Regions from separate parts of the Homo sapiens genome. Here region 2 is linked to region 1. A link is a contact called in ENCODE Hi-C or POLR2A ChIA-PET data. All regions are on one chromosome and are shown on one strand. The core of a region is the stretch at or near the end of the contact, and the rest is flanking DNA. Distances in the headings are between cores, read along the strand shown. Region 1 overlaps ANTXR1 (ANTXR cell adhesion molecule 1). Region 2 overlaps ANTXR1 (ANTXR cell adhesion molecule 1).

Region 1 (6,799 bases), core at 2,904-5,403:
ACTTAAGTGACATCACAATTGACAGGGAGAAAAAAGAAAGAACTCTGCTGGGGGCACACGTCCAACTTTCACACTGTGACTACTCAGGGATATTTCAGAATGTTTTCAAATAGCACGTACTTTTTGGATCTGTGAGAGCATTTCCAAATATTAAGAAAACTAACCGAATGTTTCTAATGTTTGGAATTACTCCAAGGCCAGGAATTCCAGATGTTTGTGAGGAAGACACAGCATGTGTCTGTTTAACTACTAAAGTGGGTTTTATGATGTCAAGAAGGAAATATCCATAGCCCTTCAATTCTTCTTCTTTAAAAACAAGATAACCTCCTTCAAAAGGCTATGAGGAGCTGGGTGTGGTGGCTCACACCTGTAATCCCAGCACTTTGGGAAGCCGAGGCGGGTGGATCATGTGAGGTCAGGAGTTCGAGACCAGCCTGGCCAACATGATGAAACCCATCTCTACTAAAAATACAAAAAATTAGCTGGGTGTAGTGATGCACACCTGTAATCCTAGCTACTCAGGAGGCTGAGGCAGGAGAATCGCTTCAACTTGGGAGGCGGAGGTTGCAGTGAGCTGAGATCGTGCCATTGTACTCCAGCCTGGACAACAGAAGCAAAACTCAGTCTCCAAAAAAAAAAAAAAAATAGGCTATCAGGAGGAGAAAACTAGTGTGAGTGATTAGTCAACAAATGTGTGTCCTCCTGTCCTCCTTGCTCTCTTTACCTCTCAGGGCTGTTGTAGCAAAAAGATGTGAAGCATTTAGAAGGTACATAGCATTACAGAAAATGCAGTATATTATGACAGTTATCACTGCAGATGTGGAATAAATAATTATCTGTGTGACGGATGCCAGATGCAAATCATAACCAGTGCTTCTGGCATCTGTCCCTCATATAATCATCTTCCCCATCTCTCCTGGTCAACCACATGAATCACGTACATCTTTAAATTAGGAACTTGACTGCTACAAATGTCTTGTGAAGAAGCCAATGTTATGATAATTCATTTTTTCTCATGAAATGCACTTAGTTTTACTCCATATTCCTGTATTTCATGTAAGATATTCACCACGATGAGAGTTTCTTGGCTACTCCACGCAAGAATCATCCAGATTGAAAAAAGCTGCAGAATCTACATGTGCAAGCCTAATGGTTTGGTTTTCGGTTTATTCAAGATTAATGCATTTAGACCATTCCTTTTTCACACTTACCCTTAAGAGTCCCAATACTTTGTTAAGGAGGCTCATGTTTCTGCAGTCCTAATTAACCATCACCAGCACTCCCACCTGAGAGTGAGCCACTCGGTAGATGGCAGGGGACAAGGAAACCAGTGCCCCGCTGCTTCCGGAGGGCTGCTGCAGGGCTGGGGCTTGTGGCTCTGTGTTTTGTGGAGGACGGGGACTCAAGTCCAGCCTTGCTCTGCTTACCAAGCTGGACACCCATGGGGCTGTGCCCACCCAAGTGGTGCCTTTTCTGACTGGAACCACTGTAAGGGCTCACTATGCCCTTGCTGGGGGTCTTTCCAGCAAATAAGACTCTTTTCTGCTGGTTTCATGTGTGTGGCCTTGCTGGAAGACAAGGGTGGGAATTCCCTTCCTTGAAGCCACTTGTCGAAGAAACCCATGGACTCTGCAAGGACTTACTGAGTGTGACCGAGTCATTGATCTTGAAGCTGCAGAGGACCCTGTCCACGTTGCGGGCATGTCGGAAGCCGTTTCCTCTCACGACAACTTGAAATGACTCTGAAATAAAGAATAATGACGAGACTCGTTACTTGGCCAATAACCTTAAGCTTCGCATCTGCCCTGATTTAGAGCATTTGTTCACTATTTCACCAGGCTTAAAATATTCAAAAATTAATTTAGGTTGAACACCAAAAGCAACCAGGTGGGTTCCTTTCACTACTTACCAGTGCATCCTCACTAGGTGTCCCAAGAAGGGCCTATCACTTCTTATTTGAATTCCCACCCTTTTACCTTTGGGCTTACTGGTCCTCCTAACGCAGAACACCTTCCTCCCTCCTCTCTGTCCATTCAAATCTTAGCCAGTTTTCAAATCCAGGCAGTTTGAAAATCTGTGATCTCAGTAGCCGGAGGGAGCCACAGGGGAGGGGTCCTCCACTTCCTCTTTAATCAACTCACCTCCTCTGTGTCTGTTTTGCACATTGTACTCCCCTGAAAGGATTTCTTAAGAGCCCACGGTGCCTACATTTTAGAAAGTCACTGCCTTAGGGCATTCACAGCTAGTCCTGAACAATGTAGGACTGTCATTATGTATGGTCTGGTGGTGTTCTCTTGTCTTTTCTTCCCCAGCTGGAGAAACATTCCTTTAGGTCAGGAGTTGTTTGATACCACTATGGCATTCCTATCTCTACTGGGCACACAGTAACAGTACATAGGCTAGGTAGGAATAATTGTACTTAGGAATGAATCAAAGTCTTTCTTAGCAGTGGTCAGTTGCCAAGCACTACCTACTTGAATTGATATCAGCCCCTCAGTGTAGTACTCATTTGTCTCTGCATAGAAGAGATCATATATCTTGCCTGGCCTGCATATTAATTTCTCATTGGCATAATGTATGTTTGATTAATGCACATGAATAAAATCGTTATTAAGTAAAAACAACTCTCCTTTACCATACTCCTACCATGGAAAAAACCCAATAATTAGTTGGCTAAATGTTTGGGAATATTTGCTTAAGTTTGTTGGTATCTAATGGTCAGTGTTCCACTTTATTTCACTTTTATCATCCTTTTGTATCTAAAAATTGGGGCTCGGGATAATGCTATGTGGCATATCACAAGAGAAATAGACTGAAGGTCAGAGGAAAAAATGCAATGTTTGTGAATATGGATCTTACACAGTACATTGCCATCTAAATGTAGACTTGTTGTTGGAGGAATAATGAAATTAGAGAATTAGTATATGGGACTCTCGAAGCTTAATAAATGTCATGAGTATATGCCACCTTCAGTCCCAGGAAACTAATTTAGAGGCCATGTTTGCCAAGACAATAATAACTAATGCTAATTGCTCCCTCAATGTGAGCCAGGCCCTCTGTGAAATATTGTACATGTCTGATGTCATTTAAACCTCACCACAGCCTGGGGAGGTACAGATGAGACAACTGATCTTAGTGAAGTTAAGTAATGTGTCCAAGATCACACAGCTGGTAACTTGTCAGAATCAGAACTGGAATCGAGGTCTGTTAGGCACCAAATGCCATGCCCTTAGAACTCAGCCATTAGCTTCTGAACCACCATGCGAAAAGGGGGACTCACTGCCTTCTGACAGATGAGTCATTTAGGAGTTGAAGTTGTGATTTTTTTTAAAGCTTATTTTATTTTAATTTTAGGCAGGTTTGCTCATTTTGCAGAAAAGTGGAACAGGCCTGGATGTGAAGCAAGAAACTGAAATTTAAGTAAAAGAATACAGAGACACTACATGTGCCACAAGGAGTATAAGTTAGAAAAGAATGCTTTTTAGAAGTATAAGAGGCCTTCACAATAAGGAAATGGAGACTGTGACATTTTGAATGACTTGCTCAGAGTCATGTCATTAGTAAAGCAGAAAAACTGGGACTCATATCCAAAAGCTAAGGTGACGGGCCTATGGTTTTTTCAGGAGCATAAGTCCTATGACTATGAAGGATTTATACATACACGTTGATGCAAATGCACAATTGCTACGTTTAGAAAGATGGGCTTAGTAGTTTTCTCTAGATGTCTGTCAGGCATCTGACAGATTCCTTGGTTGGCTCAATAAGCAATTTAGTACGTGTCAAGCACTTGTAGAAGAATCTTATCTTCTCTTATTTGCTCAGTTAAGCCTATAGAAACCTATTTCTGTGTCCATTTTGAATGCCAGACATACAGACATCTGTTGTTTGATGTTTTTGCTGATTCCAAATGTTTTCTGCCTCACTTCTGTGCCTACTTCTCTTGTTTCCTCAAAGATCAGCAGAGGAAGAGAAGACTGTGGAAATGCAGGCCACATGCCAAACTCTATTCTCTAACACCATGTTCTAACATTACCAGTTGAGTTGCTAAATCCTCTATAAAAGAGGCTGCCTGCATGTCTGCTTGGCCCCACCTCAGGGAGTTTAGGAAGAAAGACAGCAGGAATCCATGATGTGGCAATGGTGGAAACCAAACAATTTAACCCCCTAGGCCAGGGGGAGACGGTGGAGGAAATGATGCTCTGGGGAGTGCACCAGGGCAGAGGCGAGCTCCCATCCTGCCTGATAGGGTTTCTGTGTTAGTGCACACATTTGGTTACCAGAAGAGCTCAAACATCTGGCCCAGCAGCCTGACTAGAATGTCAGCTCTTCACACATAGACGTTATGTAACAAAACCCTTTCGAATGAATCTGCCAGTAAGTGAAAACCAGGACACATTAGAACCAGGACATAGTGATTTAACTCCACTAATCTACAAAGCCCTGAACCCACCTTTCAAAATATGTACAGCTGTGTTTTTAGGCAACTTGTATGTTGGCTTACAGCTCCTATAAGAAGTACCTCAAGATTGCAGGGCTTTAGGGAGGAATTTTCCACCTGAAAATGGTCTTTGATTTAATCTTTTAAGTTATCTATCCTTTAAGGTTTCCTTAAGATCTATATTCTTTTGTCACTGTTATTCCCAATTACATTGAAAGCTTCCTGATGGCAGAGGCCAAGATTTCTATTTCTTCTGAATGCTGGGTTGTGCCTTAACCCAGGACTGAGTCAGTCTCAGGATGAGCTCATTGAGTGATTGAATAAATAACATATCTTGGCATAGAAAGAGAATAAAGGGGAAGGATAGGGTGATCATTTATTCAGGTCCCAACCAGGTCTAATCCTGTTTATTTTCTGAGGCTTAATAAGGTCCATGAATGAAAAGATGTTCAACATCATTAGTCACATGGAAGTACAAACCATAACCATATGGAGATATCACTTCATACTCACTATGATTGCTGAAGAGAAAGAGATGGACAATGGCATCTGCTGGTGAAGAAATTATAACCCACATACATTTCTGGTGGAAATGTAAAATGCTGTGGCCTCTTTGAAAAATAGTTTAGCAGTTCTTCTACAAAGTTAAACACAGTTACCTTATGACCCCCAAATTCCATTCCTAGACATATACCCAAGAGAATTGAAAGTTATATCCACACAAAAACTTACATATTAACGGTCACAGTGGCATTATTAAAAGCAGCCAAAAAATGGAAATAACCTAAATGTTCATCAACTGATAAGTATGGTATTTCTATACAATGGAATATTATTGAGCCATCAAAAGAAATCAAATTCTCATACATGCTATGACATGGATGAACCTTGAAAACATTATGCTAAATAAAAGAAGCAAGACACAAAAGCCACATATTGCATGACTCCCTTTATAAGGTATGTCCAGATTCGCAGATCTACAGAGACAGAAAGTAGATTGGTGGCTGCCAGGACTGGAGGGAGGGAGAAATGGGGGAATAACTGCTTAATGGGTATAGGGTTTCTTCTTGGAGTGATGAAAATATTCTGGAATTAGATAGTTATTATAGTTGTACAACTTTGTGATACATTAAAAACCACTGAATTGTACTTTATTTATTTAGACGCAGTCTCACTCTATCACCTAGGCTGGAGTGCAGTGACGTGATCTTGGCTCACTGCAACCTCCGCCTCCTAAGTTAAAGCTATTCTCCTGCCTCAGCCTCCGGAGTAGCTGGGATTATAGGCATGTGCCAGTACACCGGGCTAATTTTTGTATTTTTAGTAGACACGGGGTTTCACCCTGTTGGCCAGGCTGGTTTCAAACTCCTGACCTCAAGTGATCCACCTGCCTCAGACTCCCAAAATGCTGGGATTACAGGTGTGAGCCACCACGCCTGGCCTGAATTGTACCTTTTAAAAGGGTGATTTTTATAGCATGTAAAATATAGCTCAATTTAAAAAAAGAAAAAATAAGGTCAGTAAGTAGTTCGATAGATTTATTCCATTCTGTTCTCTCCTTTTATTTCTTTGGTTTCCTTTTTTCTTTTTGGAAATGTGGAACACATAGCTTTGAGATGACCTCAATAAAGATTGCATGTCATTCACTGTGTCTGAAAATGAGACATCTGTATATTCTCCACTTGTTCTGGTCACCCAAGATTTTTGTGCCAAATTATTGTCAGTGATATTTCATCTTGTGAGTCAGTTTGAATTTGCTCTCCTCTTAGATGCTTAATGTGGTATGGAACATCAAAAATAAAATGTAGGGACTGACATATAATGGGTGCTTTCTGAGGCCTGAATTGTTCTAGAACTTTTTTCAGTTATAGCTTTTAATTTATAACAACTTGAGTGAGGCATAATTGATATACAATAACTTGCACATAAAGTGTATGATTTGATAAATTTTGACATATGTACACAATCATAATACCACAGTCAAGACAGTGAGCGTAGCTGTCACCCCCAGAACTTCCCTAGTGTTGCTTTGTAATCTCTCCTCCCAGCCCTCCCTACCTCCACTCCCACACAACCACTGGTCTGCTCTCTGGAACTGTATATTAGTTTGCATTTTCTGGAATTTTATGTAAATAGGATCATGCAGTAAGTAATTTTCTTGTCTGGCTTCTTTTACTCAGCATAATTATTTTAGGACACAGTCACAATTATGTTGAGATTTATACATAGTTTATTGCTTTTTATTGCTGAGTATTAATTAGTGCATTCTACAGGTAAACTGTAATTTGTTTATCCACCTACCTGTGGATGAACATTTTAGTTGTTTTTGGCTATTAAAAATGGAGCTGCTATGAACATTTG
Region 2 (6,799 bases), core at 2,355-4,854, 100 kb before region 1:
CCTGATTTTGTTTGGAAGGGAAAAAATGAGGTCGGAGAATTTGAACAGGGTTGCTTTATTCCCATCCCTGTCTGGTTCAGCCTTAGCATTTACTTCTCTGTTTGCTATTTGCAACCTGATTCCAGGACTCGACCTTCTGTTGTTGCAGCTGTTTGGGAGATGAGACAATCTGAAGTTGAAAGTCCTACAAGTTGAAATTGAAAGAAGCTACAAAATGATGATGATGATGATGATGATGGTGATAATAAGGAGGAGGAGGAATGTGTGTGAATGTGAGTGTGTAATGCTTGTGGAAAAAGGGGGATCAGATTGTGAGGATTGGAAGAGAGGGAGAGGGAGGGGGAAAGAGAGAGGGAGAGGAAGATTGCTCAACCATAGCAATTGCTTTCATACGTATTTACTCAGAGACAGTTCCTACCATGGGAGAAAGAAGTTGGTGCAAAAAAAATCCCAAGATGGTATATTTTGCAGCATCAACTTTGGGTTTAACATCTCTGAAAAAAGTTAACTTTGCAGGTTTTGGGTACAGTTGGTTTTTGCTGTGGACAGAGAGTGTTTTGAACTTTTTATTCCTTAAATTCAGCTAACTCAGCCAAAAATTCTAAGTACTCATGTCCCCCTCCAATGAGACAGCAAAGGAGAGGCTTCCAAGGGTGAGAACTGAATGAATACTACAGAGAATTCAAACATCCAGGGAAGATGGCTGTGCCAGAATAAATCACACCCTCTAGGAACATTTCCTATAATTTGCTCTTTTTTCTTCCTTTTTCTTAAAATGATCCGTTTCTTACAAAAATTTATAAAAGGTCAGGAGACTTTCCCTCCAGATCTGTTGGGACCTTATACCTGGTGTCAGATAGGAATTCTGAAGATGTCCATTTACACAACATAAAGAGCTAATGTAAACTTAATTGTTTATTGTGCAAGAAAAACGACTTTCATGTAAGACTTCAATATGTAGATAACTTGGTTCTTTTGGTCATTGCTGGTTTGAACATAAAATAATTCTGAGAAAAAGTTTTTCCTACAGGTTAAGAGGTAATTAAAATTCTCTGAAATCAATGGCAGTTTTCAGGGAGAAGGAAGGGAAGAAAATAAGCTCCCATCTTTTCAAATTATTTATACCTACCATTTTATTTAATCCTGAGACATTCACTCTGGAATGTGGAGAAGTGCTGCCAGCATAGGAGCAATGGGGTTCCCAAGGTGTGGCTGTTTCCAGGAGCTCCAGTTCCAGCTCCTCCACTCCTCCAGCCACATCACAGGGAGAACAGAGCCCATCACTTCCCACAGGGATGTCCTCACTTCCTGCCCTCTCACTCATACCTGGGATCTACAACCCATGTCACTAAGGAGGACTGGCACTTCCTCCTAAGCCCTCCAACCCCTTCTCCTAAGAGTTCCTGCAGTCTAACAGTGAGTTCTTGTCTTCAACCCCTTCCTCTACTGGATCTCTGCCACACGCACTTAATCACGCTCAAGTCTTACTAAGACAAAGAACTCTTTCCAATTCTAGATCTCCTCCAGCTACTGCCTTGGCTCTCCCTCCCATTGTTTGTTAAGCTTTGCTCCCAACCCCATCATCCCACAGAGCTCGGGTCACTAAGGGCACCATAACCTCCTTACTGCTAATCTTATTAGATGATTGCTCTCAGTTTGCATCTTAATTTCCCATCACTTGACACTCCACCCTCCTCCATAATGTATTATTTTCCCTTGGCTTCCATGACCCCAGACTTTCCTCTTACAACTTCTCTTTCTCTTGGCTGGTCCTTCTTAGTCGTCTTCTTGCTCTATTTCTTTTCTCCACCCTGACTTAAAGGATGTGACCCTCAGGGTTCAGTGCTTAACTTCTTCTCTCTACCCCTCTCCCTGGTTTCCCCTCTAGTCACATTGGTCTCAACTGCCATGGCCAATGACTCTCAGATCTTTGCCTGCAGCCCAAAACTCTCACTGGAGCAAAACTGCCCCCTGACTAGGGTGAGGCATGCGAGGTGTCTAGGGCACAAAATTTAAGGAGGCATGTACTCGCAGGTCCCTACTTTCACACAACCCTGACAGTGAGCAACCCAGAGAGTTCCTGCCCTAGATGCCTTCATGCTTCCCCCTGGTCCTGACCTGCTGCAGGTCCTTTTTGTTTGGATGTCCCACAGGCACTGTGAACTCCACAAGTTAAAAAGTGACGTCCTCATCTTCCCTCGCAAAGCTGTCCTCATCCTGGTGAATGGCAGGCAGCACAGTCAGCAATGTCGCTTGGGCCAAATCCTGGAGGTCCTCCTTCACACTTTCTACCCTCTCATCCTCTACACCCAGGCAGTTACCAAATCTGTGATTATTTGCTCAATATCTTGTGAATCCAAGCTGTCTTCCTTGCCCACCACTCTGCACTTCAGGGTGCCAGCCTCTCTCACTGCCGCTATGTCCACACTGCAGCCAGTGCGACCTTTCTAAAATGCACATCCGATTGCGCCTCTGCTTAAAACTCTTGCAGTAAGTCTCTACTGTCCTCAGGGTGGAGTACAGCCTCGTCAGGCTGGCAGAGCAGGCTCCCACGGCCGGCAACTCAGGTTCCTCTTCACCACAGTCCCTCCTCTCAGTGCCTCCCACTCTGTCCTCCTCTGTACCCTGCTCCTTGTGTCTCCCTGAAGGAGCCACAGTCTCACCTGCAGATCTGTATGCAAGCTTCCCTGTCACTAGAATATTCTACCTCCCCAACTCCATTCCCCCTTCTTGTCTTAGCTTAAATGTCCATTCAAGAAGGCATTTGGACTCCAAGGCTGGTGAGATGCCTTTCCTGGGTATAGCTCCCACACCTCATGTGCTCAGCTCCATCACAGAGCCTTTCACACCAGGCAGTGTTTGGGAGCTTCCTGTTTGTCCCTGTTCCTCGAGGGCAGGGACAGGGCTCATTCATTAATCTTGAATATCAAGCACTAATACAGTGCTCATTGGCTCTTAGAAGACATCTAACAACTATGGGTTGAATGCATGAAGGAGTTCAGGAATCCCTAGTGTTGACTTTCAAGTCTGAAAGTCCTAAATTCAAGCCCCAGACCTCCTTACCAGCTGTGTGTCCTTGGAAAAGTTAGTAATTTTCCCTGAGCCTCAATTTCTGTTCTTTAAAATGGAGATCATCATTACCCCAAGTTACTGTGAATGGGTTTATGCTTCTGTAAACATTTGCAGTTCATACAGTGCATGACACTCTCTTCTCTTGCACACCATACATACATACATACATACATGAACTCCTGGAAGCCAGAGTTTAGTCCTCTGCTAATGGATATCCCTAGTGCTCAGCCCAGAAATGGATTCTTAGTGGGAGTGCAATTGGTTTTTGTTGAGGGAAAGCAGCCATGGCAGGCCTTAGAAATTGGCAGTGAACAGGGAAAAGAAAAAAAGGAAAGGGGTTAGAAGAAAGAGGGAATGCAGGAAATGTGAAGGAGAGAGAAGAGAGGAGAGAGAATGCAAGAGTGCAGACACTTTCTCTGAGGCCTGCTACAGGAGGCTTATCTGCTTTAGAAGGACTGGGCAGAGGATAACCTCTCTCCTGGAGGATAACCTGCCCAGGCTATTCTCGCCTCTGCGACAGTAGGGAGACATGGTGCCCATGTGACTGGCCTCACGCCCTTATTGGAAACAGCTGGGGAGGATTTCACAACCTCTGAGGCTTCAGATGAGTTTCAAACATTGTTTATGTACATTTACGTGTGTGTTTCCCTGGGTCTCTTCTGGTTGCAAGGAGATCCAGGCTTGCAAAACAAGCCCTGAGTGAGCTTTAGTATTTTGTTCTTGCAGATAGTAATGGAATGTACCGGCCTCCTGATGCCAGATCTGAAAACAGATGACATCCAAACCCAGTGGGTTCTCTGGGAGCACGTGAAGTGGGATGGAGTTCGATTTGGAGTAAAAGTGACTGGGGAGGGCTCAGGCTGGTTGGTAGATGATTGAATTCCATCCAGAAAAGACATATGAGGCTGAGTTCTATTTTCTCTTTTCCATCTTCTTTACTCAAGCAGTAGCAATGACATGGCAGCCTCAGTCTAGATTAACCATCTTCCTGATAGGAAAGGGACTGTTAAAAGCCCATGAAGAGTGTGATCAGCCTATCTTACTCTTGGGGTTTCTGAAGGAACATGGGGAGTTGCCTTTAAATTGTTTCAAAAAGGAAAGAGAAGATGCTGCCCTGAGTGAAAAAGAGGGAATTGGACCACCTCACTGCTTCTCAACCTTAGATGCCCATTAGAATCACCTGGGGAGGCTTTGTGATTCCCAGGTGATCCTATAAGTGCCCAGACCTCATCACAGAACAATTAAACAGAACCTTTAGGGGGGGACCTTGAAAGCTCTCTAGGTGATAACAATGTGCAAACACATTGAAAACCACTGGAGTCCACGCTCTGATCTCTGAATTCCCTTATGTTTCTGTGTTTGAAATTAGTAATCTAGGAACAGAATATGTGAAGATGGGAGATTTCTTCACAACTCACTGAGGCTTAATATTTAGATTTAAGGTAGACTAGTTATTCTCCAGTTGTGTCAATAGGTGCTCTATGGAGAAATATAGAAAAGGGGCGGCTTGGTGGCCAAAGCAGTATAGAAATATTGCCTAGGACCCCAGACTCTCAGGGTGAGAGGTACTCTGAAGTTTGTTTGGTTCCTTATCTTACTGGTTTTCAAAGTGTAATCCCCAGACCAGCAGCATCAGCATCACATGGGAGTTTGTTAGAAATGCTAATTCCCAGGCTCCACCCCAGAACTTCTGAATCAGAAACTCCGAGCATGGGTTCAGCAAGCTGTGCTTTAACAAACCTTCTAGGTGATTCTGATGCTCAAGTTTGAGAACCATTGATCTGCTACAGGAATCCCCTGTGTCCTGGCCTAGTGGTTAATTTGTCTTATCCGTGTTTGGTAACATTAGTTACCTGGAGCATTAGTCTCTGGGGCAGCCCGTTGTGTTGTTGAAACTTGCATCCTTCAATTCTTTCTGATGAAATTTGTTTCCCCATTGTTTCTACCTATGGGGCTAGCTCTGTTCAATGGGATGGCCCAGAGTAAATCCAAGTCACTTTCTATTAATACATCCACTTCAAGGCATTCAAGATAATTTTCTAGGACTTCTCATTTAATATAACATATGGCCCATAGCTTCCAAAGGAGCCTTTCCCAAATCTACACTAAAATACTCAGGAAGATGCAGAAAAGGTGACAATTCGCATTACCATCAAAAACAGACCGAGGGGGTGGAAGTGTGGAAGAAAATTTTTGTGAAAATGTATGTTCTCTTGAAGTAGGGGAGGCTTCTCTAAATTTGAAACAAAAGGCAGGAATCATAAATATTTATAGATTTGACTGTAAAATTGTAGAAAACTTGAATATATTTCTAAAAAGTTAAAAGGTAAATGGCAAACTAGAAAAAACTTTGGACATATATTACATGGTTAGACTTTAAATGTCATAAGGATTAAGTACCACATACTTAATGCAAGCACAGGATCTGATACATAGTAGGCTTTCAAAACATTTGATTAATATATGAATGAAGATGGGTTAAGAAAATGATCACAGGAAACCAACACTAAAATATCCAGTGGAAAAATGAGCCAAGTCAAACCAATTGACAAACGAGAAAATAAACATTAAAAAAATCGTTCTACCTCAGTAATAATAAAAAATACAAATTAGCACCTATCAATCAAATAGGTACGTTAATAATATTGAGGAGCATCTGGGGAGATGGGCGTTTCATAGGGGGCTAATGTGAGGGTTAATTTGTATAATCTTTTGAAGGGCAATTATTTGGCCATTTGTATCAAAGCTTTAAAAATTTGCACACTATTTGATCCAGTAGAAAGCTGGACCTTTTATTCTAAGGAAACATTTGTGAATGTGCACAATGATTTGGCAATAAGGATACTGACTGCAGCTTCATTTATAATAATAGATACTTGAAAATCAATCTCCAAAAAGGGAAGATATGCAATGTAATATGACATGGTCATTAAAATGATATTATTCAAGGATATGTAGTGACATGGAAAGATTATTCCTTGACAATGGTGACGTGATAAGAAACAGCTTGCAAAGTGGAATGACACGCCATATCATCATGGACCAAGTAAGTTAAAAAGCTCTCATGACCCCTTGAAGCGTTCTTTCTCAGAACATTCTAAATTCCTTCAACCATTTGCCCTTGAAAGATGAGCAAATTTTCTGAACTCAAAGAGTGGCCAAGCTGTGCAGGAAGCCTTGGGGACCATCCTGGACCATCCTGGGACAGAGGTTCTAACTTCCAAACCTTCTCACCTAGGCTCTGTCAAATGTGTTCTGCTTGGGCAATGCCCCCTTTCAAGCATGAGTCTGGCCAGCAACTTTTTGTATTTACAGGAAACTGTGGGAACAATGAACAATATTACCAAGCTAGGTTCACTCGGTAGAGAGGATGGGAAAGGCATTCCAAGCAGAGAAACCTAGCAAAGGTACAGAGACACAAAATGTCCTGGCATGTTCAGGGCATGACCAGCAATTAATTCCACGTGCTCAGAGCCCATTTGGAGGTGATGAAGGAATCTGGGGTAAGTAGCGTATGAAATGGAAAGGCTTGCCTTTCTAAATCAAGCTAAGGATTCTGGGTTTTCCCACAGTTTTTGCAAGTCTGAAGTGGAGGCATGGTGTGTTGAGGTTTGGTTTTACAAGGAGCACTGTGGTGGCTACCTACTGGGAGCAGGGGACACCATGTGCTTAGTAAATTTTAACAATCTTAGAATCAGATGTGCTACTGGTTTGCTATTTAGGTGGT

Evidence for each region. Hi-C counts contacts between places; a loop is a spot of excess contacts on that map. ChIA-PET counts read pairs that join two places held with the same protein, here RNA polymerase II (POLR2A).
Region 2: a map of CD14-positive monocyte shows a loop between it and region 1 (1.9-fold over the local background). The contact joins two enhancer-like sites. A Hi-C loop is called at or near these places in 1 of 168 maps with a recorded cell type or tissue (CD14-positive monocyte). POLR2A ChIA-PET finds 5 or more read pairs at or near these places in 3 of 52 experiments (AG04450, HepG2 and WTC11).

Annotation. Positions count from the first base shown.
Region 1 is chr2:69,097,785-69,104,583 of GRCh38, reverse strand. It overlaps ANTXR1 (ANTXR cell adhesion molecule 1), which reads right to left. Exons shown (of 18, transcript NM_032208.3): 10 at 1,644-1,742. It overlaps MIR3126 (microRNA 3126), which reads right to left and starts at 902; the gene lies at 829-902. Within about 2 kb of position 4,153, at least 7 of the 41 ENCODE cell types and tissues checked have a DNase peak (open chromatin) inside an H3K27ac peak, as active enhancers do.
Region 2 is chr2:69,197,194-69,203,992 of GRCh38, reverse strand. The region is part of intron 17 of ANTXR1 (ANTXR cell adhesion molecule 1); the gene reads right to left. LOC124906019 (a long non-coding RNA gene) reads right to left here. Exons shown (of 2, transcript XR_007086799.1): 1 at 1-6,799. Among named protein-coding and RNA genes, the nearest start is that of MIR3126, 97 kb to the right of the region's middle. RefSeq lists an enhancer at 6,181-6,799. Within about 2 kb of position 3,604, at least 4 of the 41 ENCODE cell types and tissues checked have a DNase peak (open chromatin) inside an H3K27ac peak, as active enhancers do.